Regions from separate parts of the Mus musculus genome. Here regions 2 and 3 are each linked to region 1. Evidence: chromatin loops called from intact Hi-C (ENCODE). Cell type or tissue: heart. All regions are shown on one strand. Each heading gives the region's core, and the rest is flanking DNA. Links, peaks and the distances in the headings are about the cores only.

Region 1 (10,545 bases), core at 1,802-9,801:
TAAAGAATAAGAACAAGGGCTGGGGAGATGGCTCAGTGGTTAAGAACACTGACTGCTTTTCCAGAGGTCCTGAGTTCATTTCCCAGCAACCACATGGTGGCTCACAACCATCTGTAATGGGATCCGATGCCCTCTTCTGGTGTGTCTGAAGACAGCTACAGTGTACTCAAATACATAAGATAATTTAAAAAAAAAAAAGAAACAAGAACAATGTACCTGTTTAAACTTTACCTCTCAGTTTTATTTTACTTAAGTCATTATAATTACTGAAAAGATATCCATCTGGAAATCGTAATAGCTGCCACTTCAAGCATATACCTAGCCAGGCCTGGAATTTCAGGCCTGTAAATTGCAGCTCCAGGCAGAATTCTTCATCAAGACAGGAAAAGATTGTTCAAGTCTTGTCTGGAATACAAAAGGTGAGTTCCTTTAATGGGGAAGAAAAGTGGGATTAGGAGGATACTATTAGGAATGTAGCTAATAGTAGAGGGCTTGCCTAGAATGTGCAATACCCTAGCAACACATACCTACAAAGATAAAACTGAATTCAAAGGATATCTTCATAATCTTTATTACTAAATCTTTATTTATTACTTTATCTACATAATCTTTATTAGTAAATTTAATCAGCCAATGTAAGCCTATAATGAATATGCAGAAACATGAAGCACCAAGTGTTTAACTAGAAACAATTATCTCATTTTGGACACACATGATTGAAACAATTATCTCATTTTAGACATACATAATTATATGTACAACTTTCATTTATGAAATACTCAAACCAAGGTATTTGCAAAAAGTCTATACTTCTGGGTTGTCCTAACCAGCAGTTTTGATGGATCTAGTCTAGTCCACCATGTCGCAAGAGTCTAGGCAGCCTTGCCAATGAGGCCCATCAACCCAGGAAGCAAATGTGTACCTCCAGGACTCCCCAGGCACAATGTACACAATGAATTCAAAACAGGCTTAAGGAACCACACTCTTTAAAAGAAGCAGAAAGCAGGGCTTGGAAAAGCACAATTTCAAGTCAGACCGGTTTGGATGGCAATTTTGCCTCTTCTGCTGACTAGCTAGCTAATATGTGCAAATTATTTCTGAGCTCGTCTGACATGTATATGAGATAGGCTGTGAGTACACATGCATGCACGTGAATAAATAATTTGCCATAGCATCTGATATTCAATAGTGGTCAATGGATGTAGCATTATGAAAATTACAGAGCAGACTATATACAAAAGAGAGGCTGCACCCAAAACGTCTGATGAGAACTACCCCCAAAACAAATATCTTTACGTGAAACGGCTTAATTCAATGTATTGACAACAGATTTCCAAGAGCCTAGTCCTTTTAATCTAATAAATAATTTTCTGTTAATTCCCAAATCTGAAATATTTAAATGTTAAATATCTCTGTAGGTAGAAAATCCTCTGTCTCAGTTTTCATATGCACTGATGGAAATGCTTCCCAAATTCATATCTCCATATGAAGAAGTGTATAAACTTAAATGAGAAATGAGACTCCACATTTAAATAATTCACTAATGCATGCACTGCTGCATATAAAGGGGAATTTCTAAAAAAAAAAATATCAAAATGTTAAATCTAGACCAAACATATCCCAGCACCTGGGAAGCCGAGGCAAGAGGATTGCCACAAGTTCCAGGCCACCTTGGGCTACACTGTTAGTTCCAAGAAAGCCTGAATTAAAAATGAGACCCTATCTCAAGAAAATAAAAAACAAAAATCCAAATGCTAAAAAAATTAATTATCAAAAAAATGAAAAAAACAAAAAGGAAAGATTTTAAGATTGAAAGCAAAGTGGATGCTCATACAGAGAGCTTAAATGCAGACTACCTTCCCACTTGCCTCTGTAAGGAGCCAATTCAAAGCCACGGACTCTGCCTGAGTTACAGCTCCAGTTCTAAATGTCTTGATTTTGCATTATTTTTTTAATTTGAAATATGTGGTCCTGACACAATTATCAGCTGGTGAGCGACCTTTGACATTTTATCTTCTCCTCTGTCAAGAAATTTGATGTTGCCAAAAATAAAACTTTAAGATCTAAAGTTATCTGATTCTGAATAAAAAATCTTTTTGAATCAGAAAACAACTAAATATCTCAAATCTTGCTGGTGTTGTACTAAAGAGTTATATAAAAGATCTTCCTCCTATTTCAGATCTATGCAAGTGGACTGCTTTGTTCATTTTAAATGACTCATGTTATTATTTGACATCAATTTGTTATACTAGAGTATCATACTCTCACACTAACTGCCAAAAATAAAATTTCATATTAGCACACTTTTGAACAGCCAAACATTAAAATCCTATTAAAATAAAGGAGATCACCACCAATGCTGTGAAAATGGAAGAAAAGGGTGAAAATGTTAACAGATAAGAAAATATTCCCCAGCTCACTTCTTTACAAATTTCCTACAAGCTTATATCTCAGCTACAGCTCAATGTTCTATTATAAAGTAAACGGAAATGTAAATCACCCTGCAAGAGGAGCTGCTGTCGTTTTCAACAATGCAACTGTGGCTGAGAGTCTCTCATAGATTCCTAGCCAGTGTGGAGAAACAGGTTGGGGGAAAATGCATACTTAGAGGGATTTTTCCACCTCTGTACTGAAGGTTTGTAGTGTAAGAATATTACACCTTCAAAACAGAAAATGCCATGTAAAGTCTGGTTCTTCTTAGATGTAGACTATCTGGAACACAATGCATTTAATTCACAATCAGTCAACCTTCTATTCTTCATTTATATGAGATGTCCCTGCAATTTCTCTCAATGGAAACCTTAAAAAAAAAAAAACCACCTCAGGGAGCATACTAGCTGTATCCCTGATTTAAGTAACTCCAAGACCCTTGCATAAACAACAAAATCAGAACCCTGACAGGGGTGCTTAAGGAGTCCCTAAGGCATTAATATAAGACTAAGCAGTGATAAAAATAATGCCTCCCTGGGGAAGAAATTTTATTTCTGAATATTTTTTCTAACATACCAAGTTCTTTTTATTATATTTTTAAAAAAAAAATAGGCTTAGGAGCTCTGCTAAATCCATACAATGAGGACAGTAAACTCTTTCTATTTCTACCTAACAAATGAACCACTGCACTGACTATGTTCAAAAGACAAGCCAATTCAAAAGAATTTGATGCCCTTTCCAGAAGAGAAGCCCTCTTCCCAAGTACTCAGACATGGTGGATTAGTAAACACTCTTGGAATGGTTAACTTTATTTAGTATGCCTCTTTTGGAGTTCTAGTCTTTAATGCAGCCAAATGGTATTCTTCTCCCTAATTAGGTTGCCCTGTACTTGTGCAAAGCCCAGCACACACAGTGTTGGCAGCTTTAGTTTTACAGCTTCTCTCTTCTGGCTCCTTCTCCCCTCACCTCCCCTCCTTACCCCACCCCATCCCACCACCCAAAAAAGATTTCCTTTTCAACTGTTCTCCTCTCGGCATTTGTCAACAGAAACACCCACTGGTGGTGTCAAACTGGTAATACTGCTGCAGGCTTCCTTACTCCCATTCCAGCATCAACGCCAAAAAAGCTCCAACCCAAAATAGTTCTTTTAATAAGGAAAAGGCTCGTTAGGTACTTAAATCTTCATTCTCAGAAAGATGGGGGTAGGCCTTTTATGTTTTTATTATTAATGAATCTTAGTTGGGTTGTTAAATGTAAGATCATACTCCCCCTTCAACGCCAGATATACAGGGATAAGAAAACACACCCGTTCTGCATTTTACTGAAACATTTTAATACACTTAAAGGAATTAAAAACGAATTTACATCTAAATGTTATGCAGTCTATAAATTCCAAAGTGTCTCAGTCAAAATGTCTTTTTTGTAACCCTACAGCAAGAAACAAACAAGCTGGAAGTGTTCCAGCAGATGTTACCTAAAACCCTAATCCTATATTCTATACATATTTATGCCTCTTTTTTCCAGTCAAATACTCTCAGACAAATTAATTTGTGTAATCTTTTATACTGCCTACATAACCATTACGTTCAAACAAGCCTAAATCAGATGCGCGGAAAGAAATTATTCTGTGTCAATACTTTCTAAAATCAGCTTAAATTTCAGCCAATTAAAAATAATTGTGTTAACAGAATACTGATCTGCAACTATTTAAATATCACAGCATCCTTCTAGTCTGTCTAGCCTGACTAAGGTCAGGCTTTTCTTATCCAAGCATCTGTGCCATGCCTAACTCAAGTGAAGCGAAAAATCAAAACCCCCAAGAAAGATCTGCTTTTACACTGAAATATGCCCAGGTTATTTTTTACCCCAACGTGGGCACAAAAGAAAAAGAAAGAAAGAAAAGAAAAGAAGAGAAGAGAACAGAAAAACGTGTCAGTGCGAGGACCTGTTCGTTCTGGCAGATGGTTCCAAACCCCAGGATTCAATTTCTATGAAGGTCCAAAGGGTAGGAAGATCTGAGAAGAGGTCAATTTCTGCTTCTCTGCCAGCACGCCAGCCGTGAACTTCACAGTAACGCCTGAAACTTGTCCTGTGGAAGGTGGCAGAAACCTGCGGGGCTGCAGGCGGGGCGCTCGCCCACCCTCCCGGGCAGCCAAGGTCAGAAGGACCAGGGCTGAGAGTCGTAGCTGCCGGCGGGTCCCGGGCTCTCTGGGAACTTGGGCGGGGGTTTCGGGGGGCCCTCCTCGGCGCTAGCGGAAAAGGGCTTTCCTTGCTGCAAGCCCGGAGAGCCCTGGCCACGGGGGCAGCGGGGTGGGGACACCGCAGACCTGCAGCAAAGGGGAGCCCCGCGGGGTCCGACCTCGACCTACCATACGTCTAGCACAGCCCCCTCTGTCTCTTGGCACCAAAAATTCCAGCCCCAGCCCTTCCGGGAAGACCCTAGAGACTCGTGGTGGATCGCCGAGGGAGACTCCAGCTTGGGACTCCCTCACCGTGTCTCCCGGTTGTGCAGGGACCTGCGCTGCTACCCCTTCTGTTACCCTCCTAAGTGGACCGACTGGGTTCCCTCTCTAAAGACAAGCTAGTGGACACACGGCCAACATGAGACGGCCTGACGGGCGGACGCAACTACTCACCCTGCCGAGTCCCCCACCTCTATCGGGGAAGCCTTCACTCTCGCGGCCGCCGTCACCGCTTTACCTTCCCTAGCGGCAGCGACAAGTAATCGAAACCTCCGGCCCCGCCCTCTCGCCGGAGCGAACGCGCAGCCTAATTTGATGATCGCACCGCCCCCGTCTGCCCATTTGGCCCAATCGGCAAACTCCTCTCATTCCGCTAGGTCCCGCCTTAGCCCCGCCTACCAATAGGCGCCAATGAAGAGAAAGCGCTCGTGCTCGAGTTCGGGCTCGCGCGCCCCGCCCACGCCGCTCGTTCTCGAGTCCCCCAAAATCCTAGAACCAGGATTTCTTGTTCTAGCCCTCTACTACACGAACGCGCTTATGCGCGCTCGCGATGCTCCTCCTGGGGCACCAGGTTTGGTTGCCCTGCCAGGCCCTAGCAACCTGGGCTGCTAGGCTGGGAGGGGCGGGGCTCAGGCTGCGAGCTTACGTGGGGAGGGGGAAATGAGGGAGGAATAGGATAAGGGGAGGGAGAGATCGTGACTGAGAGAGGGGTGGATGCGGGGGTTGAGGGGGGTGAGGAGGCCCGGGAATCCACCTGTCACTGCGGTAGAAAAAAAAGGGGAAATCCTGCCTGCAGCGCAGCTATCCTAGCCTCCCTCTCTGGGGACCAGTGAGCGGAGTGGGTGGAGGGCGGGGACCACATTTCGGGCGGGAGCCCGGGCACTACTTGAAAATAAAGGACGAAGGATGGCTCATCTCGGTCGTAGGTTTTTTTTTTTTTTAATATTGAAGTCCATTGCTGCTCCTAACTGTTGCAGCTGTGCGTGCACGCGCGCGCAAACACATTCATATTCACGTTCATCTCGCAGCCTGCGATTCCCTGGGGTGACTTAAGAGCAAAGAACTGGCAGCCCGAGGATTCCTTACACAGCAGCTGGACGCGTGCAAACCGTGGCGGCCGGGGCTGCAGCAGCAAACCACAACTCTACTCCAGTCCGACGCTGCTCTGCTTTACACGATTCCCCAGCTGGTTAAAAAAAAAAAAAAAACCAACAATGAAGTCATCGCCGCACCAGTAGAAATAAAAAGATCTTAAGTCCCACCGCGAATCGAGTTTCCAATGAGGATGACTAGTGGTTAAGATAGAGATAGTTCCAGTGCACTTTTTTTAACTAAGAAAAAAATCTTTTATGAAAGACCTTGCAGACAAATCTATGAAAAGCTGCATGATTTCCACCTTAAAAAAGAAAGCAGAGAGAAAGAAAAGGTTTTTTTTTTTTTTCCGGGTTTGGGGGCAGAAAATAGGCAGTGCATGACATCGAAGATGCCACCAAGTCAGAAATTAATTTTTTTGTAATAGAAAATAGATATCTTGGATAAAATCCATTTAATCTACTCCTGTCTTCAATCTGGTAGCTATACAATTGGTTTGTCTACTTGAAACCAAGCTAACAAGATTATTCTTTTTCATAACGTGGTGAATATTTCATAGTCAATTGAAGGCACCCACTTTCTCAGGAAGCATATTAGAAAATTTTCCAGGTAGGAGCAGGGAATTAACAGTGAGGGAAAATGGAGTCAGGCTTTGCAGAGGCTCCTGCCTCCTCCAGTTGCAAAATCACAGTGCTGTGACCTCATGCTTCACCCACGTGGAGCCAGAATTCCTGGGACAATCGCTGCTTTATCACCCCCTGTCAGTGCCTTTGTACTAGAAATTTCAGCCGCATTGCCTTGGAGTCAAAGGAAGGATGGTTTATCTGAACACTCTGAGAAGAAGGTAAGGAAAAAACCGTAACAGAATGGCCACAGATGTAAGTTCAATGTCGTTTTAAGTAGCTGTATTAGATGTTTTCCAAGGAGCCATACCATGGACAAGCACAGCCTTTCACTGAAGGACATTTGCTTTGCTCTGGTTTTTAGTACTGGTTTATTGGAGCCACATCCAGTTCAGTTAATTCCCTTTTTGAGAGAAGATAAGACATTCTAAGTGTTTTAAAGAAATACCATGCTGTCATTTACCTGAGGTCCTTTCTTCTGTAAAAAGAGCACTAATAGTTCCCTGCAAATGCCTACTCCATAGCAATTCTACAGATATTTAGGGCTGACAGAGAAAGCACAGGCTGCCTCCATAAATTTGAGTTTTACATAAACAAATAATAGCTTGTAATACATGTGTCCTATCCAAATACATTCAGGACAAAGCTAGAAGACTGATTAAGTCTTTTAATCACTGTCTAAAAAGAATTTCATGAACCGCCCTTTTGGGCAAACTAAATAAATCTGTAGTGTTTGTAGAAAGAGATACACATACTGAAAAATGAGTAGCTATTTATGTGAAATTCACATTTAACTGGGGGTCTTCTGCTTTTATTTGCCTCTTTGCACAACCTGATACTGTTACACACATTATCTCTAATCCTCACATGTCTCAGCAAGAGTCTCACCACTTCCAGATGGAGAACCAGCCTCAGAGCCTCCTTCTCTCCTAATGGAACCCCCCACTGTTTTCAGATATCCAGGCCCTTCACACATCAAGAGGCTGAATCTAATTTAGTCTCAGTCGATCCTATGTGGCTTGATTAGACTAAAAGAAAAAACTTAGCATTCCATGGTTTGAAAGAAAGATATCCCCCCCCCACACACACACACACCTTCTGGATGAACAAGGAAGTTAAATACCCCAAATGCCACAGACAGCCACTTTGTAACTGAGAAGAAAGCCAGCCTTAAGTCAAAGCCTACCTACTAACTAAAAATTTTAAAAAACAGAAAGGGAAAATAAAAAGTAGGTTCTTGAAAACCATCTGGATCTTAACTTCATGATACAACCTGGGTTCTTGACAAGGCAGAAGAATCAACCTGATGAATGAATTGCTAATACTTGGAGGCAGACAGGAGCATCAGTAATTGTTTTGCCCTGTTCAGAGTTCAAATCAAGCCAAATCTTACATGACTTCATTCAAAGTTTATGACACATAAAAACAAACAACAACAACAAAAAAAGAAGATGAATAAATAAACAATTAGGATGCGGTGGCACAACTTTGCAACACCAGCACACGAAAGGCAGAAGTAGGAGGATCACAACAATTTCAAGGCCACACACATTTACACAGCAAGGTCCAGGCCAGCCATGGCTACCTAATGACGCTTTGTCAACAAACAAAGCAAGAACTAACAATAAAGTTTATGCTATTTGAGGAAATGTTATTTTACAAATTCAAGTTCAGTGCCTTACTCTTCAGGCCCTGAGTTTAGGCACAAATAGTGTCGAAGGAACATGAGTGTCTTCCTTAGCACACTGCTGCTCTTCTGCACATTTAACATATCTTGAACTGTGGTCATGTCTTCAAAAAAATAAAAAATAAACCAAGAAGTGACTTTCCTCTGAGAAGCTCAAGTCTACGATTTGGGAGTGTGCCCTATTCTTTCTCTGTTTCTATTAAAGTCTGTGTTTAAATTCACCTTTCGAATCTCCTTTTGGGGCTGGGAAGGTGTCTCAGTAGGTAAGGTGCTAGCTGCTCAAGCATGGGGGGCTGAGTTTACTTCCCAGGGCCTACATGAAAAGCCAAGCCTCTTGACAAAGGTTTGCATAAGGGTTTGTAATCCAGGGCTGGAGAGGCAGCAGCAATCCCTGGATCTTTGGGTTCATTGGCCAGTCAGCCTAACCTAATTAGCAAGTTCCAGACTCAAATAATAGTACATATGTCCTGATTAACAATACCTGTGGCCACTACATATGTGGGCACATACATGTACCAACACTTTTATCTGTGCACAGGCAAACATGCACACACACTCACACTAAAAAAAAAAAAAAAAGCCTCTTTTAGTAAACTCCAGCTCTGTTTCAAAAACAAAACAGGCAGGGATGCCTTTAATCACAGAACTTGAGTGGCAGAAGCAGGCTGATCTCTAGGCTTTTTAAGGCCAGCCTGGTCTACATAGTAAGTACCAGGAGAGCTAAAGCTCTATAGTTAAGACACTTGGCTAAAGAAATCAAAACCAAAGTAAAACAACAACAAAAATTGTTTTAAGATACAGCTTTTCCAGCCGAGCAGTGGTGCCACACACCTTTAATGCCAGCACTCAGGAGGCAGAGGCAGGTGGACCTCTGAGTTTGAGGCCAGCCTGGTCTACAGAGTGAATTCCAGGACAGCCAGGGCTGCACAGAGAAACCCTGTCTTAAAAAAAAAAAAAAAAGAATACAGTTTTTCTGACCACATGAGCTGTGTCTGTATACTCTGTCTTAACTACACACCACTGTACACAATGAAAGTTGACAGGAGAGTTACCCTACTATCAAAGGAAGTAAAAACATTGTCACCTATTCTAAAATGAAACATGAAAAGTGACCCTGTTGACTTATGCATATAATACCTTCCCTTATGAGGATTGGGCAGGACTTAATAATTTGAGGCCAACCTGGGCTATAGAGTGAGAGCTGCCTCAAATAAATAAATAAATAAATAAATAAATAAATAAATGTCTGGGAATATGATGCAGTTGATAGTGCATTTGCCTGTCATATATGAAGTCCTGGACTGAATCCTCAGCACCAAATAAATTAGGACTGGTGGTACATACCTGTAATTCTAGCACCCTGGAGGTAAAGGCCAAAGGTTCAAAAGTTGAAGGTTATCCTTGGCTACATAGCTAGTTTCAGGCCTGCCTGAACTGCATTGATTAAAAACAAAAAGAAAGGAAGGAAGGAATGACTGGAGAGAGTGACAGCAAACCACAGAATAGAGTGTCACATGAAAGCTACCCTAGCCAAAAGTACGGAAGGGCAGCTCTCTAGGTTCAAATGCTAGCTTCAATTATGGCCTTGCATAAATTGTTGAGCTTCCATGTGCCTCCGTTTCTTCTTATATAAAATGAAGACATCAGTAATGCTTACCTCACAGGTAAGTGGGTGATTAGGAAGTGCCCCAAAAACCCAACTGACTGACCTATTATAGTCAGGACTTTGGAAGCTTTAGTTGTTATTCAACAGCCTCCATTCCGTGGACTAACGGCAGCTTGAAGCACTTTTTCCTGTGATCAATACTTTGAGTCCTATTTTATGGAAAGTTTGCCTCTCATGTTCTCTTACATCTTGGCTGATGCTTCTGACTTTGGGGTCTTTTTCAGCTATTAAAAATTAATCCAGTTTAATACTAGAATGCTGCATTTGATCAAAATCCCCAATTCCAGAGGGTAATGGAATGAATGTGACATGAATGCAGAAAGAGGAACTATCTGGAGTTATCTGGAGGAAGAAAGAGAACCAGCAAGAGGAAGACAGGGCTCATGGTGGCAGATGAAGGTGGTGGAGAGAGTTGGAGAAGGGGACGTTAGAACAAACTATACACATATTATAAAAATGCCGTAATGAATAAAAATCCATTCATTTATAAAGTCATTGTTGTGAAAGTAATCTTTAGGAGCCAGAGATATCCCTCACTTGGTGGAATACTTGCCTAGAATGTGTGAAACCTTGTATTTGATCCCT
Region 2 (10,545 bases), core at 1,495-9,494, 59 kb before region 1:
TGAGAGTTCTAACAGAGCTGTGCCACCAGAGGCAAATAAAGACAGTGGAACAGACAGATATGAACCCAAAGAATAAGTAATATCAATATTATAATATCCCTCCAACTTCTTACAATCCTGATAGGACTTGAAGTAACATTCAGTACGTTGGATCATGTTACATCTCACTGGAAACTATAGAATGACTTCCCCCATCATCAAAGGTAGAAGCTGAAGTCCATCTGTAAGCCACATGCATCCATCCTCTGAGAGCATCTGCTAGTTCCCAATGTGGTGATCCTGGCTCCAATCACACTGACCACCTTTCATTATACTTTCCTCAGAAAACTGAAACATGTTTCTTCCATCTGCACACAATTCTCTAGTGCAGTGAGTGCTTCTCAACCTTCCTGATGCTGTGACCCTTTAATATAGCTCCTCATGCTGCAGTGACTCCAACCATAACATTCTTTTTGTTGCTACTTCATAACTGTAATTTTGCTGCTGTTATGAATTGTAATGTAAATATTTTTGGAGATAGGTTTGTCAAAGGGGTCCCGACCCACAGATTGAAACCACGGCTTTAATGGCTTACCATGATATTCAGTAAAAATTATGTTACAATCCTTTGTTGTTGTTTTTGAGATGGGGGTGTCCCAAAATCTATAGCCTAGGCTGGCGTCAAACTCATGGCAATCCTCCTTCCTCAGTCTCTCAAGTGCTGGGATCACAGGCATATGTTCAGATACCTGTCTTACAATGTTACAGTTTGGGGGGAAAAAGGTCAAACATTCTATTATTTATTTAAAATCTCATTTTGAAACTATCTCCCATGTTTCGGGGAAATGGTAAATAAGACCCACAAGGATCTTGGGAAAGCACTTGCCACACAAGCTTGACAACCCAAGTTCAGACCCCTGGAACCCAGTGAAGGAAAGGCCAAACCTCTGACCTCTACTCTCACGCCCCATGATAAACACACACAATATGCATCATCCATACAGACTAACTGATTGAAAAGGCACACAAGGCTGTGGTGAATTAAGTAGTCCAGGCTCTCACTGCCGTAGGGTTTCTCACTGTACAGAGGGAGGAGAAAGTGTGGTGTTGAGATTGCAGTGAAGATGCGTGTTTAGTTAAAAGATGCTCAGAATATTTTGGACTGTTAATCTTCACTTCCTAAGGCTGGTTTGAAAGATCCAGGAAACATCTAAATATCCTTTCTTCTGAAAATTACAGTATAATTTATTTCAAGGGAACTGAGGTAACAAGTAAATGATCTCCACTAAGATGACCCAGCACTGAATCCTGGTCCACCACAAGAGAAACAGGAGATGTGTTATAACCTAGTCTCTGGAGCAAGCCAAACAAGGTAAACTGAGAATCCCAATTTAAATATGCCAGTACATACATAGGTGTCAAAATCCATGTTTTAACTACCAGTATTCATACTGAGGCAAAAAAAAAGCGCTGCCAAATTTAGCTGAATAAAACTGATTAATCTTAAAAGAGAAAAAATGGAATGAAGACAAAGACACTTTAGCTTCTGCTAATGGCAAATTATGTAACTTGGATGAAATGTGTCTTTGAGGACAAATACAAATGCTGGGGAAATACTTTTTTAAAAAAGAACTTGAAAGCTATGATAGTTAAGATTATAAAGAAGTATCCAGTTCAAATCAATGCAAAAGAATTGAACCTGGAGAGGTAGCCCAAACCACTCTAAACTGTTTTGATCCTTTTTGGAAGTTGAAGAAATCTGGTAAAATGAAAGAAAAACAGGTTACTTATGAAATCCTTACTGATATAGGGGCATGAATATCAAAGTCAAGGGTGTTTCAAAAGGACAGAGCTTGGTACATCGCTAGTCATTTGAAACTAAAGCCCATCTCTAGACAAAGGGAAAGAGCAATACGTCAGCCTTTGGAAAGAGCCGAACTGTGGCCTCATGGCATTCCAGTGATCCAGATAAAATCTCTAAATGTACCTTAGACTAAAATGATTCCATATTAAGATCGGGGGTGTCACTGCTCATCTTAGGGGAAAACAGTACCAATCTAGACCTGGTATTAGTGTCACAAATCATTTCTCATTTACAGTGGACAGACTGGAAACACCACCAGGCAGAAAGAAATACAAGGTGAGAGCCCACAAGCAAGAGGTAAACAGATCGCTGAGACAGCAAGGAACTCACAGGGGTCGCAAAGAGTCAGATGATCAGGAAAGCCCAGGAAATAACTGCAGGATTAAGATAGAAAAAAAGGTGGGAGAGAGCAAGCATTTTGATGACTGGTTGGTCCAAAGGGTGAGAGACAAAACTCAGTGAGTTAGAATAGCAAAACAAGAGAATGATGCAAGAAGAACTCAATGAGAAAGAAAAGTGTCAGCATTCAGAAGATCCTAGATGGTTTCTAAAAACACCAAATTACCTACACAATATGTTTTCTCTAATTCTCTAGCACATACACACTTATAAAGGATGGCATGCTTGGCCATAATGTAATTCAAACCAAATTACAAGGGCTGAAATCAGAGGATATTCTCTCGCCATACCTAAAATATGGAGGGAGTCAAACACAAAAGAAGTAATTGAAAAAATATTAATAAGTTTGGAAGTTAATAATCCCCAAAACATCCCATTAGTAAGTCAAACAAGACGTTTTAACATTTAAAAATTACAATGCCACAAATTTATGGCAAGAAGCTAAATCAATACTTAGAAAAGGAAACTGCCAGGGGCCAGAGGATGCTATGCCTTTGCACGTAAAGGCATTTGGCACCAAGCTTGACACCCTGAGTTCAATCCCCAGGACCCACATCATGGAAGGAAAGAACCACTTTTATAGATTGCCTTGACCCCTGATCCCCACATATGTGAGATACACCTATATAAAACAAGTGTTTGCTTGTTTGTTTGTTTTTAAAGAAGAACGAAAACTAAGAATCTGATATACATACATCCAAAAATGCAAAAACTTAAAACAAATGAACTAAGCACCAATCTCAAGGTTAAAATGAATATATATGATATAGAAAAATCATTCATGCCAGAAATTCCAAAAATAGGAAACATATTTAAGTGGGTTTTAAAAAAGGGCAAAGTTGGGCCTTGGAAATCAAAGTTACAATTTACATTTTTCTTGTTTTTTGTTTTTATTTGTGTATTTGTTTTAAGCTAGATATGGTAGACTATGAACACACCTGTAACCCCAGCATTTGGAAAGGTGAGGCAGGAGAACTGAGTCCGAGGAGGCTAGTCTGGGACTATACAGAGAACCTATTTACTAAAAGAGAAAAAAAATACAAGAGGCAGAGTGTCAGCCTCATCATATCCTGAATAGAAAATTCAACCATGCCAGGGTGCATTTCTGCCCCCACAGAACTGTGAGCTAAAGCATATGGGTGATTTTTAGAGGAACAATAGTGGCAACTTGCTGTACAACAGAAAACTAATAAAAACAACCTCATTTCTTTTATTACAATGTTAAAACAGAAAAACTAAGCCACAAACCATAATATGTAGCCATATATGTGATTATATGTTTGTTACAAAAATCAGGATATTAATTACCTCTAGGGAGCAGCGAAATGGAGAAGAGACACATACTAATATGGTCTTTCAGAGATGTCATTTCTATTTAATTAATGGCTTAACTAACGATTTACTTGTAATTATTCCCTATTGTATATTTGTGTTTTTGGAATTTCTATGCTGTTATATTCAATCATAAAACATGTTCTTAAGAATTCACAATGACCCTAAGATACCATATATATTTAGTTTCTTCACCATTCATTTGGATGCAAATGAGAATTCTTATTGAAGATAAAACATTGAGCACTGCATTAATGACATAAACAAAAATGCCATGTCCTTTCTGTCACTGAGGCTTAGGTTCCACTCAGTTTACTATGTCTATTGCTAGATACCGTTAACAAAGCCAAAATATTCTTAGAGACAGATAAACCAGAGTTTATCACACTCCTCAAATAACACCCAGTGAGAAAGCTAATGAAGAAATGGAGTTTTTCTTCTATGAAAAATAACTGACATCCCATCTGAACTTGTTGAGAAAAAGGAAGCCAAAGTGCAGGTTTATTTCATGGAGTAGAATTAAGATTACTGGTAGAAAAGAAAGAAAGAAAGAAAGAAAGAAAGAAAGAAAGAAAGAAAGAAAGAAAGAAAGAGAGAAAGAGAGAAAGAGAGAAAGAGAGAAAGAGAGAAAGAGAGAAAGAGAGAAAGAGAGAAAGAGAGAAAGAGAGAAAGAGAGAAAGAGAGAAAGAGAGAAAGAGAGAAAGAGAGAAAGAGAGAAAGAGAGAAAGAGAGAAAGAGAGAAAGAGAGAAAGAGAGAAAGAAAGAGAATCAGAAAGAGATTTCAGCGCAGTAGTGATTAGGCAAGGACCAGTCATATTTATTCTGTTCACATTGGTCATATTTGTCAGATGCCTCCAACAGGCCATCTGATGGTAGAAAGGCTTTGAGATAAGCTGGTGAATACCAGCCTGCCTCTTGCTTTCATAACACTAAGGGGATGTGGGCAACAAACAAGCATGATAAATTTACAGTGACAATTACTATAAAAAATTAAGCCATGGCAGATGACAGAAAAGGGTCCTTTAGATAGGTGGTCTGAGAGTGATCAACCACATTCTGTTCTATGGAAAGAAGTAAGCCACGGCACAGGGTCAGGAGAAGAGCATTCAAGGCAATACAAAGAGGGACTTGATGAGCTCAGGAACAGAGAAGGCCAGCAGGTGGCAGGAAGGGGTGGCTGGAAACAGTTGGTCCCTGATTGAAACCAGTCTTGTACTGAACTAGATGTCCTCTCCAGTACCTTCCAAAGACAAGATTTGAGGTTACTAGCCATCAACTTCATAAACAAATAACCAAATGTCTCACAGTAATAAGTAACACCTAAAATTAGGAGAATTTTTAAATTATTACATTTATTTATGGAGAGACAGAGAGACTAAGAGAGAGAGACAGAGACAGGGACAGACAGACAGAAACAGATGTGGAGATTAGAGTGGAACTCACTGAATTCTGTTCTTTCCCTCCACAGTGTGGGTTCTGGGGATCAAAAAACAGTCAGGCTTGTGTGACAAGTGCCTTTACCCGATGAGCAATGTCATCAGCTCTAGAATTAATCTTCTTTCTGCATATGTAAGTAAGCAGGTAGCTATAAGAACTGACAGAAAGATAAGGCTTGGAGTTTATCTCATAAATTTCGAGCATCAAATTTAAAAGCTGCCTGGGCCTAGAATGTTCTCTTCATTGCTGAAATTATAATCTTCATCTCAACAGATCTTTTCTTCTGTTCAAAGAGAGAACAAAATCAGTTGAATCATGAGTTTTGTTTTTGTTCCTGGCATTGTTTTTATACATACAAATGAGGAGACCATTTTGTCACTGAAGACTGCACAGGAATAAATTTGGTACATGACTAAATTTGCAATAATAGAAGAATTCAAACAATTTGAAAGCATCTTAAAAACTCAGGATCCATGGATAGAAGGAAACCATTTCTGCAGAAAGCACAGCCCTGTGCAAACCATCCTAATTACCTTCTTGTGGAGGCTTTTCCACAGTCAAATGGGAAAAAGATAGTACACTCTATTTTAGTCTTCTTCCTGCATAGGACCATCTGACCCTCACATAATAGGGTCTTCATTCTGCTTTACTCTCTCAATAGCAGACAGTAATTTGATTTATTAATCTAGCCTCTAAACTTCACTTCCTATCATTAAATCAAACACCTACTTGGTAAGCATGAGTTACACAGAACTTGCTAGTGTGAAAAGTTTAAACTAACCAACATGTACCTTGTTGTGTCCTTTCCAGTCTTTCTACAAGGAAGGAAACACACTAATCCAATACCAATTTGATCCTCACTTCCCAGCACTTCCAATCCTACTAAACACTCCAAGCCTTCCAAAGAAGGCTTTGGGGATCACACTGAAACAAAGGAGCTAAAATAGGGCAGGAAAAACTCACACCATATTAATAATATACCAACCATTTAAGATATCTTAGAGGTTAAAATTGTTTTTGAAAGTAACTATATGAAAAATTTACAGATCAATTTTTACCAAGGTTACCACAAAATGATATTTTGAACCCCAAATCCTAAATAACTAACTTTAAAATAAACTTACAAAGCTTGGAACTTGCTAGATTTTGGTATACTGACATGCACCAGATTTTGGGATGCAAGTTACTGTGTCCCCTACTCCAAGAAACAACAACAACAACATCCTTAGGATTATAACATGATGGAAGGAACTGGAGTTCAAGACTAAGGAATACTGAGCTAAGGAGCTAGAAAGGTGCTTAAAAAAACTTGCTGTTTTTCCAGAGGCTTACATTTCTTCTACCTCCAGCTCCAAGGGATTGATGCCCCTAGCTTCCCTGGGTGTGTGTGTGTGTGTGTGTGTGTGTGTGTGTGTAGAGGTCAGAGGGCAACCTCCTGGAGGAGCAGGTTCTTTCCACCATTGGAGTTCTGAGATCATGAGGTTTGGTGATAAGCACCTTTACTCACTGGCCCAAGACTATGTATTTTAAATGCTACAATTTTTATTGTGGGACACAAGGAGCTACTAGAGGGTCAAAAGGTGTGGCAGAGACACAGGGATGACATGAAAATGTTATTATTCATATTTTTAAAAGAAAGACAATCCAGAACACCATTTTACACATGTTCTGAGTTTAGATATCCATACAAACGAAAAGGAGAAAAATAGAAATAAAAACCTGGGGAAGAAAATCTATTTATATTACAGAGTCAACATTCTAACAAAAAGTCCCCAATCCTTCTGTTCAATTAAGAGTAGAAGCCCAATTTTTTTCAATTCATATAATTATATCATTTCCCCCTTCCCTTTCCTCCTCCCTCCTAGTCCTCTCATGTATTTTCTCTTGCTCTCGTTCAAATTCATGGCTCCTTTTTTCATTAACTGTTCTCTCTCTCGCTCTCTCTCGCTCTCTCTCGCTCTCTCACACACACACACATACACACACACACACACACACACACTTGTAAAATCTGCTCAGGCTATATAAAGTTACCTGTATGAATGCTTTCAGGCTGTATAATGTTACCTGTATGTATGTTTTCAGGCTGTATAATGTTACTTGTATTTGTGTTTTTAGACTGTATAATGTTACATACAATGTTACCTGTATGTATGTTTTTAGGCCGTATACTGTTACTTGTGTTTGTGTTTTTAGGCTGTATAATGTTACTTGTATGTATGTGTTCAGCGCTCGCCATTTGGTATTGGATAACCAATTAGTGTGCAACTAGTGTGGAGCCTGGGAGAAGGCTCTTCAGGTAAAGGCACTAATTGTTAAGTCTGATGACCTAAATTCAACCCACAGAGTAGAAGGATAGAAACAACTACTCAAAGTTTTCCTTTGTTTTTTTACATGAATATTCATGCATACACACACAAAATAAATGTTTAAGATCAGTTAAAATAATCAAAAAAAACTTGGATATATAAGATATGAACTCCACAGTTAAGATCAACAGAATCAATTAACCTGGATCCTGGGGGCTCCCAGAGACTGAACCACCAACCAAAGAACATACATGGGCTGGACCTAGGCCCTCTGCACATATGTAGCAGATGTGCAGCTGGATCTTCATGTAGGTCCCCAACAACTGAAATGGGGGCTATCCCTAAAGCTGTAGCCTGTCTGTGGAATCCATTCCCCCAACTGGGCCAGGCCTTGTCTGGCCTCAGTAGAAGAGGATGGAGCTAGTTCTGTAATGACTTGATGGGCCAGGGTGGGGAGATCCCCAGGAGGGGGCCTCCACTCTCTCAGAGGAGGAAAGGGAGGATGGGGGTAGGGACTGTGATGGGGAGACCGAGAGAGGGACAGTGATTGGGATGTTAAATAAATAAATGGAAAGAATATACAATGTAACTTGGCTATACATATATTAAAGACTGAAAATTGGGGCCAGAAAAATAAGTGGGTAAAGGTGCTTGCTGCCAAGGCTGACAAACTGAGTGAGTTCTGGAGACGAAATCCAATAGTTGTCCTCTAACCATTCAATGTGCATGCATATGCACAGGCAGAGGGGGACACACACACACGCACACATGCACACACGTACACTCACAATAGACAGATGTAAAAATAATCATACTGAGATATGATTTTTCAGATTGGCAATACCCAAGAGTAAACATACCATATTGAGAACCTGAGGAAATTAAGCCTGCTCATTCAATGCTAGTAGGAAATCATATTGACACAATTTTTTGACAAAACCAAAATTAAAGACAAACATTTTGACACAGGAATAACATTTTTAGGAATCTGTACACAAAGACATACATATGATGCACCACAGTACTGTTAGCAAGAACAAGAGAATGAGGTTGGGGTCTAGCTCAGTAGAAGCACTTGTTTACCATGGAGGCCCTGCATTCCATCAGCAGCATCTACCCCTCCCCCACTCACATAGAGCAAGCAGCCTAAACATACCATAGGAGCCTGTCTACAGTCATTCATTTATTTTAAGTGAGAGTCAAAAGTGAAATACATATATACTCTAAGAAAATATTTCATAATGTTTTATCTTAGTTTTGAATAATCTTGAATTATACTTAATACTATATTCTAGGGCAAGTAAGAAGGCTTAGTGAGTAAAGGGACCTGTCACCAAGCCTAAAAACCTGAATCTGATCCCCCAGACTCACACAGCAAAAGGAAAGAACCAACTCTTATAAGCTGACCTCTGATCTAGACTTGCTTGCTATAACATGCATGTGCCCTGCACACATACACAACAATAAATGTAAAAAGCTGTGTTCTAATTAAATGCCACTTTTGTTTTGTACATTTCTACCTAAGAACATACTGGCAATCATATTATGATATTATTGCTGTTTTTAAATCTCTCAAAATCTACTAACCAACAAGTAAAAACCCTACATAGTGGAAGATGAAGAGGGCTGGACAGATGTCTGGTATAGCTTGCTGTTCTTGTAGAGGACACTTAAGTTTGGATCACCCACATCCAGTAGTTCACAACTGTCTGTAACTCCAGCTACAGGGGATCTTATCACTTGGCCTTGACAGGCACCTATACACACCTACACACCTACACACCTACACTCACACACACACAAATCTTTTAAAACAACATAATAGAAGTTACTAGTCTTGAAGACACCATAAAATCTCAAAGTCAATAACATAGAAAATTCCAAAAGCTTCCAGACTACAGTGTTAATACATTGACAAACTGACATTCTCATCTGATCTCCAGACTCCTGGTCCTCATAGTCCCACACTGGAAAGTACTTAATACATCCTGAAACCTAGATTTCCCTCACCAAGACAAATGTCCCGGTAGATGCCTGACCTTGACTAATTTTAACCTCTTAGTTGAACTCTGAGATCCCTCTGCTAGATGATCTCTGAGGTTCCTTATTGTTTTCAAGTCCACAAATGCATTTCTAAGCACTCGAAGCCTTGCAAACTGAGAATGGATGCTAAAATTCTCAATAATAAAGATCAGTTCACAGGGGATCAATATGAAATCTGTAAAGTCTATCCCATCTTCTCATTATGATTCCAAATCACTTGAAAGGTAAGTCTGTGGAGTGATTGAGTGCAATTCAGAAGGTTTCCAAAAAATAGCAAAACCAGAACAAATAGAACACTGCCTGCCAAATAGCTGGTGATTAAGCTCTAGCCCTGTGAGAGTTATGTTAAAGATGAAAACCAAGTGGTAATAACTAGACAGCAGCAACTCTGTAAGGCATCAGAGGAAGCCTGGGGGTAGTTTCCAGATTGACTGAAAGTTATTTTTACTTAAAGATACTTGTGTCCTATTTAAAAAAAAAAATTAAAAATTTTAGAAGAAAATCAAGAAAAAACAAGACAAAACAAAAAACCCTTACACTTTCTCAGCTGTCTGTGCTACTAAACTTTCGAAGGGCAAATAGTAAAACTTACAGTTTCTTTAAGATCAATAAATGATGTAAGCAATCAAATTGAAAAGATAAAACCTAAGTAAAAGAAATGATTGGCTCTTTCCCTTAAGCAGATTACAATTTCAAGAAAGGACAAAACAGGGCTAAGAGCAGCTTGGAGTTCCCATCTTACCACATACTAACTTGATGTGGAGCTGTGCAGTCTCTGAGAGATTGCATTTGTTTTCTTTTGTAAACTGGAAATACCTGTGAGGACCTGTGGGGTTTCCCTGACAGTTTGTATCTGCAGGGCATCTCAACCCCCCGCCCTGCTCCTTCCAATAACAGTTCTCTGATACTACACCCCAGCTGGCTGCCCTATGACTCAATCCACACAGATTGAAGGGCTTAGTCCAACAAGACTGTCCCATTTAAAACATTAGCCACAAAGCTCTAGCCCCAGAGTAGTTATATGACATGAGGACAAATTCAGGGGTTTCCATACCATCTCCTCAGGTTCAAACTTTGCTCCAGATCATGAGAAAATGCTACTCATAGTCAGTGCTTTCTTATTGGAGGTTCTATAGTGATGAAACAGCTTGAAGGAAGAGGTCTTCACAAGGCAAAGAATGT
Region 3 (10,545 bases), core at 893-8,892, 860 kb before region 1:
TAAGATCCAGCTCCACTAACAGACAACTTGAACAGCAAAGACATGCAGACCTCAGAAGTGCTTCAAGAAGGCATAAGCAGGCTGTGGTGGCACACGCCTTTAATCCCAGCACCCTGGAAGGCAGAGGCAGTCGATCTATAGGAGTTTGAGGCGTGGTCTACAGAGTGAGTTCCAGGACAGCCAAGGCTACACAGAGAGGACCCTGTCTTGTAAAACCAAAAAGGAAGGAGGGAAGGAAAGAAGGAAGGGAGGAAGGGGGAAGTGAGATAGGGAGTTAAGAAAAATGAGAAGGGGGAAGGGAGAGGGAGGGGAGGGAGGGAGGGGAGGGAGGATGTGTGATAGCATACACCTATGATCTCATCAATTGAAAGTTTACTACAGGATCAAGCGTTCAAGGTTATCCCTTTGCTAGATAGTTTGGAGCTAACTCAGGCTCTATGAGACCTTGGGTTAAAATAATGTAAAATAAAAAAAGTGTTTCACAATGCTTCTGATTCCTTAAATCTATGGTCATCAATGTTTCACTGAAGCACACCCCACACCACACATATATCCAACCTTTGGCTCAAGATGGGCCATGTGCCCAGGACAGCTCTGGGGGCAACCCAACATATTTGCAGATGACAGCATGTCAGAATGTCAAAGAGGCTGGACACCACAACCAGAGTACATTTCTAAAGCCTGCTTCCCTTTAACTACTAGCAAGTTACTCTTGTTCAACTTCTCTGAGCCTTTGATTCTGGAATATTCAGAAAGAAAAGTGACCCCACCCTCAAAGCACCAATATCAAGACTCCCCCTTTAAGGTGAAACTGCATCAAGCTATACATGTCCAAAAACTAGTAACTAATAAAATGAAACACCTCTCACCTTAATCTCAAATGTAGCATCATTTGCAAAATTACGGGAAGCAACCAGCACTCGGCTTGCCTAGAAAACAAAAACATGCAAAGAAAGCCATTATTATTATTTTTTTTTTTGCTGTCAAGATCAAGTCATTGCTATCATGAACCCATGCTTAAAGCACAGATCTAAAACAGAGCCATATCATTATCTGAAGGCAAAATGGAGAGTGGCAAACGCCACACTCATCTGCTTTGTTTTCAAAGAAGTCACAGTGAGAACAGCAATAATTACCAACCAAAGTAAAGAAACTAGATTACACGTGGGCTTCGGAAGGTTCATTTGCAAAGTACTTGGAATAAAACTATCCATCAATCCCTATCTACGGGGAACTGCTTTTCTATGATACATACCCATAGAGGAGGAGGAAAAAAAACCGACTCAGAGTATGAGCTAGATAAATACCTTAATGAGAAACACCATATTAGTGCTGGGTTTGTTTTTGGTTTTTTGAGACAGGGTTTCTCTGTGTAGCCCTGGCTGTCCTGGAACTCACTTTGTAGACCAGGCTGGCCTCGAACTCAGAAATCCGCCTGCCTTTGCCTCCCGAGTGCTGGGATTAAAGGCGTTCGCCACCACGCCCAGCTATTAGTGCTGGTTAACAAGAGACTTGGGCCAGCCCTTCTACAGCAGAACAGCCTACATCTTGAGAAGGTTCCACTTCAAGTCCCATAAGGGAAGAAGGGTTTCTTAAAACAGTGTTCCCTTCTTGATGTTTGAGTGGCTATCACTGCCCTGGAGTTACCAATTCCTTTCTACTTTCACAACTGAAGAAATCTTGGAACAACATTCTATGTGACAGCTAAGGTTCACATTAGACCACAAAACAGAATCATTCCATTTTTGCCACTTTCTGCTGCATTTGAACATATCTGCAAGTGAACCTTTCGAGTGTCTTGTCCTGGGGATTTGAAGCATAGTCATCAGATCCCATTTAAACCAAAAAAAGCATGTTTGATCTATAACACAACGTTCTGCAGCACTGGGTTTGTTTGACCTTTGTGAGATCAGCAGGCTCCGTATACCTCCAAGTACATATGAGCCAATAGGGCGGAGTGTTAAGATCTACTTGCTCTTTCACACTGCCTCCTCCCAATGCTGGAATGAGAGGCATGCAGCAACTTCCATTATGGCCAGGAAAGACCCTCAGTAGAATCCTAAAATCACTGGGATTACTGAATGCTATCTATGTGCAAGTACAGGCAGCTGGTCTGACGGGGATCAAGATGGCTCCTGGTGCTGTCCAGCTGGGGAGCCGAGTCTACAGAGCGGACACCTGGCGGAAGGGATGGTCTACACCCCAATCTGGAGTGCAAGATGGCATCATCCTAGGCAGACCAGCACACAGACTAAAACCCATCAATTCTTTCTTTCTGAGATTTTTTTTTCCATTGAGTATTTTCCATTGAGTATTTTCAGACCACAGCTTAAGCACAGGGAACTGAAAATCAGAAACTTTGCAAAGCCATAGACACAACGTGGAGAGGAGCATACTTTGGCAACTACTCTACTACTATCCGACAAAGCCAACAAATACAATGGCACACTTACCCAAGGGAAAATCGAAATACTAGTAGTAACGGATGCTGCAGTTAAATCAGAGGAAGAGACAATGTGTAAACATAGCTATCTCAAAATGAAGAACAACTAAACCAGAGACCAGCCAGGTAGCAAACAAATGGTTGTGCTATTTTTTTGGCAGTTAAACTGAGTCTGTGAAGCCAGAACTAGCTACTGTATTGCAAAGTAAATTTCTAATTACAACTACAGAAACTAGTTTGGGGAGCAATCTACAGCAGAGATCAAACCAGCGAGGCATTAGTAGGAGAGAAAAAAAGGGTGAGTTCTTTCTCAAAGATATGTTTACTGAGCTGGGCAGTGATTGCTCATTTCTTTAACCCCATCACCGGGGAGGTAGAGGCAGGGGTGGGGGTGGGATGAGTTTGAGGCCAGCCCGGTCTACAGAGCAAATCCCAGGACAGCCAGGCTATGGGGGCAGGGGTTGGAGGTGGAGAGACACAACTGTGTCTCTCAGTGCCTCTCAGAAAACCAAAATAATAAGAATTAACTTTAAATGAGATTCCTGTCAGCTTTTCTTTTCTGGGGCTGGGCAGGGGTTGGGTTGGCTGGGGATTGAACACATGACCTCCAATTGCTAAGGGCATGCTCTCTGTCTGAGCTACACTTCCCCCCTAATTAAATTACCGGCATGGAGACTTTGAACAATCTACTTAAGAAAATAACAGTATCTAAACACAGGATTATTCAAGTGGCCAAGTAAAAGTATTTAAGAATTCTCAGAATGTACCAGCATGAATTAAAAATCTTGCCTAATATGCAGACAAAAAAAAATGGTAGTTAAGAAAAGAATCTCACAAAAGAAAGCATAACAAATACAAGTGACAAAGGCAAAAGAAAAAAATTTAAATTCACTTGGTCTTACAGACTTTGAAAGCTTTCACCTCCATTTAAAACTAAAAGTGCAACTTTTGTAAACCCTTTCAAAGTTTCGCATCCAAAAAGTGTGAGGAGACAGAGGCAACTTTACAGCCTGAGGCAAAATCTCCATGTTTCCCTGATTGTTAAGGGGGAAAACAACTAGCAGAATAAAAGGTGGAAAGGTACAAAGCACACAGAGGCCACAGCGTAAGATAAGGGCTCTGAACTAAGGCACAACTCGGCAGCCATCAAAGAGCAAGTGCCTAACACCCCCCCCCCCTCGCCTCTGGGTATCCTTGGCTACCAATGGTTCTTGTTACACAAGTTCGGCTGGCCACTGTTTACTATTGGTAAGGATCTTTTTGCAGGGCTTAAATTAAAATTTAAAAGTCTTTTCACCCACCTGTACAACAGGAAAAACTAAAACCCTCGAGCCATTTTGTGTTCTGAGGGCGGAAATAAAGAAATCTGCAATTACTTAGATTTGCAAATGATAAGAGATACGACTCCAGAGTTTGAAACACTCAGAAAGGCTTCAAGAATGGTTCCTAATTACCATGTAACAACTATAGACACAAAGAAAACTAGTGGCTGGGCGTGCTGCTCCACTTCTTTAAGAGGCAGAGGCAGGCACCGATCTCTGATCGGAAGCCAACCTAGTCAACATGTGAGTTCCAGGCCAGCCAGGAGCTACACAGTGAGCCCCTTACATAAAGAGACAGAGACACAGAGACAAAGACAAAGAGACCTACTTCTCTTCCTCCTTAGCATGCCGGATGTGGTCACACAAGATTTTAATGCAAGCACTCCGGAGGTAGAAAAGCAAAGAGGTCTGAGTTCCAAGACAGCCAGGGATACATAGTGAGACTTTGTCTCAAAAAAAGAAAGAAAGAAAAGAAAAGAAAAGAAAAGAAAAGAAAAGAAAAGAAAAGTTAAAAAGCTACTTTCTGGATATGTTCCACCACAACAAAAAGTGAGAAAAAAACTGGGTACTTCCTATGGTGAATTCGACTCTAGAATCTATTTCTTTTTCCCTGCTGTAAGGTGAATTTAAAGGAAACGGTAAACGGCTGTCAGACAAAGCGATACAACACCTAAGGTTAGCTTCTAGTGTCGAAGGAAGATTTAAAAGTGTTCCCAGCTTCCTAGTACCCTCTTATACTCCAAAAGAGGAGCACATGTCTTCAAAGCAGAAGGTATGATTTTTATTGATTTCGGACTCTAATGCAACTTATAGAAACTTTGATTCTAGTCAGAGCTGTTTATTTTTTCTTTCCACTGAGAACAAAGCTTCTTTTCGTTTTCAATTTTATTTCATGCCCAGCCCCCAAGCTATAAACAAATTTCCCTTCAACTAACAATTTCTGCACACAAGAAACTTGTTCAAACAAACTGAAAATCAATGATGCACTTTTAACACGCGTGAAGATCGTGGCCGAATTCAGGACACATACTAAGAGCTCAATAAATGTTGGCTATGTCGTAGAAATGTGCTTTGCTGCCGGTTCAGATTCAAATGGTGGTTTTCCATTCCTTGATGCAATTCCTAGAGAAGGACATTTCGACCTTTCTACAACCTCCCCACACTGAGCAGAATTGCATCAAATCCTAAAGAAATCAACAGAACCAGAATTACAAGTCAAAGCCTGATGACAGTTACACCAAGAGAAGGCAACCTCTGTGTGGCTAGAGGTCAAAATGCTAAAAGCTTAGGTATTAGACAGCTCTTAAAGCCGGGCCATAAGTCTTAACCTCTAATCCCAACTCTCCGAAAACCATTGCTGTTTTCTTTCGCTACTTTGAACTCTAAGCCTCTGTGTGTTTAAGGGTAAAGGCGGCTTCCTCTGGGTTATGCTCGATTGCTCGAAAATTGACTGCCAAGAAAAAGTTCAGAGGAGCAGGGAGTGGAGGAAGTTTGTTTTCCGTGAACCTGACCTCCCTGAACCTTCCTCAGAACAGAACACAGGTGATCCACAAATGCTCACGCAGCTGGACACCGGCCCTTGGCAGGTGCCAGGCAGAAGGGTTGGCATTCGTGCCACTGACCAACTCAAGATAACCACCCCCCCAGAAGGTAGCGTCCTCAGAATCTCCATTATGGAGATGAGAGAACTAGGCCCTCAGACGAGTTTTTACATATCCTGCTTCTTGATGGTTCCTGGTGCCAAGGCTAGTAAACGAAGAAGTCGGAGTGCGCACGGAACCTGACTCCCGGGACTGGGAGCTCTTTATTTCGTCTTACGTGGCCTCATAGCCAAGAGCAATGACATGAAGGAGAGTGGAAGTCAGCGGAGTCCAGAGAGGCTGGAGCAAGCCCAAGCTCCGCCTCCCAGTGTCCCGTAAGGGACGAGCAGTTGTGGGGCGCTGCAGGGGAGCTGGCGTGAAGCTCCGCTGGGGGCGATCGGGGGAAGCACAGCGGACCGGGCCCGTTCTCAAGCCGCTCTTCCCCCGGCCAGTGGCGACACGGACTGCGCGGAAAGCCCACCCAAGTCCCGCAGCTCGTCCCCAGCCCCCAGCCGTGCGCTCCAGGGGGGCCCGGTCCGCCCTCTTCCTGCCCCGCCTCAGGCCGGCTCCAGCCCCACCCCGGCCTCCCGGGATCAGGCGACCTCACCGGCTTCTGCGCAGAGCCTGCCAACACGCGGGATACAGCGGCAAGCATCTTCCTCATGGAGCGCAGCAGACTCACGCGGCGGCCGCGGCACCCAGGCACTCAAAAGGAGTGGTGCGGGCGTCCCCAAGTCTCCTTGAGGCGCCCGGAGCCGAAGCCACGCCCAAAACGCAGTGACGGAGTCGCGACGGCATCACACGCCGCGCTAGTCTGCAGGCCAACCAGAATGGTTGCTGGCGATGGCTACGCCCTTCTGAGGAGGAACATGTGGCCGTCCATTAATTAACTAAAAAATGAGGTGGGGCTGTGGCTGGAGGGTGAAGAGGCCGGTGTCCCAGGGCGCCTGCGTGGGAAAGTGGGGGGCCCCGGGGCGTGGGGAAGAGGCCTCTCCTTCCTTTTGCCCTGAGTACCACAGACCAGCGAAGAAGTGGTGAAAGCGGGTCCTGCCCTTTGCCCAGTCGGGCCTGTGGTACAGCTTTGGCAGGCAGCCTTGTTCCATTACACAGAGAAGCCATGGTGCCAGGGCAAGAAAGACAGATCATCTGGTTTCTAGAAATGGTCCTGCCACTAATTTGTCTTTAAAAGGTCACATATTCCTTGCAAAGTGTTGCCCTGGTTGACTTGGGTGAGATTTAACAGTTAAATGCTGGATGTTGCTGGGTGTGGTGGCACATGCCTGTCATTCCTTCCTTAGGGAGTCTGAAGTCAGATGATAGCCAGAGTTGGAGGTCAGGCTGTCTGTTCAGTTCAAGACAAGCTTGGACTACTTAGCGAGGCTATCTAAAAAAAAAATCAAAATAAGTAAATGAAAGCAAATATTAATCGTTGACCATAGACATCCAAGAGTTTAGCTTTAGCGTTTATTCTTTGATTTTTTGTTAGCTTGCTTCTTTTCATGGGGGACTCAGTTATAGACAAGCAGTTTGTCTGTCCTTTATGCTTGGGAAAAGGCAGAATCCTGTATCTCCTGTGTTGTTGTTACCCAAACACTATTAAGATTAGGACACGAGACTTTATGAGAACACGGGAAACGTGCAGATGATGATTTCTCAAAGTTCAAACTGTTGCCTGGATCGGTCAGCTTCACATTATCACTGGGTCAGAGAAACAGAGGCTGACTTTTCCATTCAAATGTCCAGCATGGATTGGCCAGGTAGCATTTCTAGGAGGTCACTTGGGAACCCAGGATAAAAAGTCCTCTAATATTTGCATTTATGATCTCCATGGATGAAGGATGAAATGAGTGCTGTAGTGATGCATTATAACTCACGGGAAAGAAAGAGCCACAGATCCTTCACAAATACGCAACTGAATAAGAGAAAAGAGCAACATTGCCTGGAATTCTGGTGCCGGAGAGGCAGAGACACGAGGATCCCAGGTGCTTGCTTGTCCATCAATCTAACTGAAGTAATAGCCAGGATAAGTAAGAGACCCTGCCTCAAAAAGTTTAGCTGAAGAGTGACTGAGGAAGACTGACCTGAAATTAACCTTTGACTTCCGCGTGCATGTGCACACACAAATATACACAGATTGAGTGGGTGGGAATCACCACTTCACAAAGACACCATCACCACTGCAGGCAGGAATTATCAATAGAAGCTAAAATGAATGGCAGGAAAAAATGAGAAACAAGACTTTTGCATTATTACAAAATATCCTCCAACAAGAAATTTATCATTACAAAAGTTAATGCCTTAAAGAAACTGCCCTGGGGAAACAAGGGAACCAGTGTTTTCATAACTAGAATATTTTCGTTACAACCTTTTCTTTGTTAAAAAAAAAAATTACAAAGCCAAGGCTCAAGATGGCTCAACAGGTAAGAACACTTGCCACCAAGTCTGAGGGCTTAAGTGATTTGTCCTTTCATGTACACACACACACACACACACACACACACACAGAGAGAGAGAGAGAGAGAGAGAGAGAGAGAGAGAGAGAGAGAGGCACACAAGTACAGAAATTGAAAGAAATAACAATATGTACTAACCAGTACCCTCAGAGCTCCCAACCAAAGAAAACACATGGAGGGACCCATGGCTCCAGCTGCATATGTAGCAGAGGATGGCCTAGTTGGTCATCAATGGGAGGAGAAGCCCTTGGTCCTGTGAAGATTCTATGTCCCAGTACAGGGGAATACTAGGGCCAGGAAGCAGGAGTGGGTAGGTTGGTGAGCAGGGGGAGGGGGGAGGGGGGAGGGGGTTTTCAGAGGGGAAACCAGGAAAGGGGATAACATTTGAAATGTAAATAAAGAAAATATCTAGCCAGGCATGGTGGTGCAGGCCTTTAATCCCAGCACTCAAGAGGCAGAGGCAGGTGGATTTCTGAGTTTGAGGCCAGCCTGGTCTACAAAGTGAGTTCCAGGACAGTCAGGGCTATACAGAGAAACCCTGTGTGTGTGGGGGGGGGGGAGAAAGCGAGAGATACTTTGTGACTCTGTAGCAAATGAGGACAAATTGTAACTGGTGGTTATCTATGCCCTACAACGATACTTTATGTGCTAAAACATACACAAATACACAAAGGGGGCTGGTCAATATAAGGGAGGTCAGAGAGATGAAGAAAGGGTTGCCCAAAGCAGAAACCCAAGGAAGAGAAAATCTTGAGAAAAGAAGGCTCCTTTACCTTGGAAGAAATTGGAAATGAAGGTCTTTCTTTTCTAATCCCTCCCAAGGCAATCCCCAGGTTATGGTGGGTTTCTCTGGACATTTAGAGCTACTATACATTTTGGCTTTTGACTTTTCCTTTGCATATCTCCTGAAAGTTCTTGAGCAAGCTGAACTTTAGGCAAGTCATGGTCCTTTGCCATGCTCTGCACAGCTTCAGGGATTGGCCTAACTGGGGTGCGGAGGGAATGAAGGCAGGGCAAACACAGAAAAGCTGGAATCCTGTTGGTTGTTCTCAATGATGTAGGTCAGTCACCAACTGCAGCTACAACCTGGACTCTTGGTATGTTTATTTTATACATCTGAATCAAGACAGTAAGTGTGATGTACATAGAAGAATAAGGAGTAGGTCTTATGGCATCCAGGTGAATAAGGATACAGGTTTAACTAATCTTGGGAGGTCTCTTGGGGGAGCAGTCTTAGGCTATGGTCATCCAGGAGGAAGCTGTGGTCGACAACGGTCAACATTTGTATTTCCACCAGAGAAAAGCTTTGCCATCCTCTCTGAGCCTCATCTAGGGAAGGGTTTGCCCCATGCATGGGTCTGAGGCACAGGGCTCCTGTACATGGCTATATCCATGTCAACAAGAAACTTTCTCTCACAACTTATTCTGTGCTCCATAGTCCTTAACATGCTTTTGGTTTCCTCCCTGCTACCTGTCCCCCAGGAGAAAACAACAACCACAACTAAATGTCAGCTGTCGGGACTGTCTTGGATGTGCTGGCACTGTGCTGGTGGAAGGGTTATGTCTATAGGCATCTATTATATCAGAACTGTGCTGAGGTTTTGCATAGCCATAGCATACAATAAAATGCAACAAATCAACAGAATGGGGTTTTTTGGGGTTTTTTTTGGGGGGGTTGGTTTTTTTGTTTTTTGTTTTTTTTGTTGTTGTTGGTTTTTGTTTTTTGTTTTTGTTTTTTTGGTTTTTCGAGACAGGGTTTCTCTGTATAGCTCTGGCTGTCCTGGAACTCACTTTGTAGACCAGGCTGGCCTTGAACTCAGAAATCTGCCTGCCTCTGCCTCCCGAGTGCTGGGATTAAAAGGTGTGCGCCACCACGCCCCGGCAACATAATGTTTTTTAAGACTTGTTTATTTATTATGTATACAGCATTCTGTCTGCAGGTCAGAAGAGGGCATCAGATCTCATTATAGAAGATGGTGAGCCACCATGTGGTTGCTGGGAATTGAACTCAGAACCTCTGGAAGAGCAGTGTTCTTAACCTCTGAGCCATCTCTCCAGCCCCCCAACATAATCTTATATCAAGTTGCTGGCATAGCCTACAGAGAAAGACTTCAAGTTACTTAATACCAGTGGAAAGTGGCTATGCCTCCTTAGTGGGATATATCCTCGGGGGGAAAATAATTGTTGTTATTGTTATTGACACAGGGCCTGACTGTGTAGCCCTAACTATCCTGGAACTCTATGTAGACTAGTAATTATGGTTTTATTGTAAACTTCATACATTAAAACATACTTTGATCATTTCCCTCCTCCTTGTCTGTCTCTCCCAACCTTTCTCATGTCTCCTCTCTCCAACTAATGGCCTCGTTTTTTAATTATTATTGTTAAATACATGCAAAAATAGAAATATAGCATGATTTAATCATTTAATATGGTTTTGTGTATGATTTTTGGATGACCACTTTGTATTAGATAACCAACTAAGAAGCCATTAGTTGTCGGTAGTTCTTTGCCTAGGGGTGGCATCCAATCATTTTATTATTGGGGCTGGTGATTGAATCTAAGGCCACCCCAGGCCCATCACTGTTATTATAGGAAGCTACATACTGACAAGCACTCAAATACGCACGCGCGCGCGCGCACACACACACACACACACACAAACACACACACACACGCACATGCACACACAGTGAATAAAATTACTTTAATGTCATTGGGAGCTAGGAATATAATTCATTGGTAGT

Evidence for each region. Hi-C counts contacts between places; a loop is a spot of excess contacts. Peaks named below come from ENCODE experiments on the same cell type or tissue, not always from the same donor. Only the 100,000 strongest peaks of a DNase experiment are listed, where the experiment ranks them.
Region 2: it touches region 1 in a loop (2.7-fold over the local background); 2 of 42 quality-filtered maps call a loop at or near these places.
Region 3: it touches region 1 in a loop (6-fold over the local background); 2 of 42 quality-filtered maps call a loop at or near these places.

The regions. Positions count from the first base shown.
Region 1 is chrX:160,989,525-161,000,069 of GRCm38, forward strand. It overlaps Cdkl5 (cyclin-dependent kinase-like 5), which reads right to left and starts at 5,157. Exons shown (of 19, transcript NM_001024624.2): 1 at 5,067-5,157. In heart, for the core only: a CTCF peak has its summit at 5,142; a DNase peak (open chromatin) is centred at 5,307; H3K4me3 peaks cover 2,811 bases; H3K27ac peaks cover 1,709 bases.
Region 2 is chrX:160,931,016-160,941,560 of GRCm38, forward strand. The region is part of intron 1 of Cdkl5 (cyclin-dependent kinase-like 5); the gene reads right to left. Among named protein-coding and RNA genes, the nearest start is that of Gja6, 29 kb to the left of the region's middle. In heart, for the core only: a CTCF peak has its summit at 4,731 (motif pointing right); no DNase peak of the experiment used is centred there.
Region 3 is chrX:160,132,304-160,142,848 of GRCm38, forward strand. Pdha1 (pyruvate dehydrogenase E1 alpha 1) reads right to left here and starts at 6,127. Exons shown (of 11, transcript NM_008810.3): 1 at 5,953-6,127; 2 at 870-929. The coding sequence starts at 6,009. Gm39547 (a long non-coding RNA gene) reads right to left here and starts at 5,944. Exons shown (of 2, transcript XR_878293.1): 1 at 5,478-5,944; 2 at 2,282-3,787. In heart, for the core only: a CTCF peak has its summit at 5,711; DNase peaks (open chromatin) are centred at 5,668 and 6,138; H3K4me3 peaks cover 3,285 bases; H3K27ac peaks cover 1,986 bases.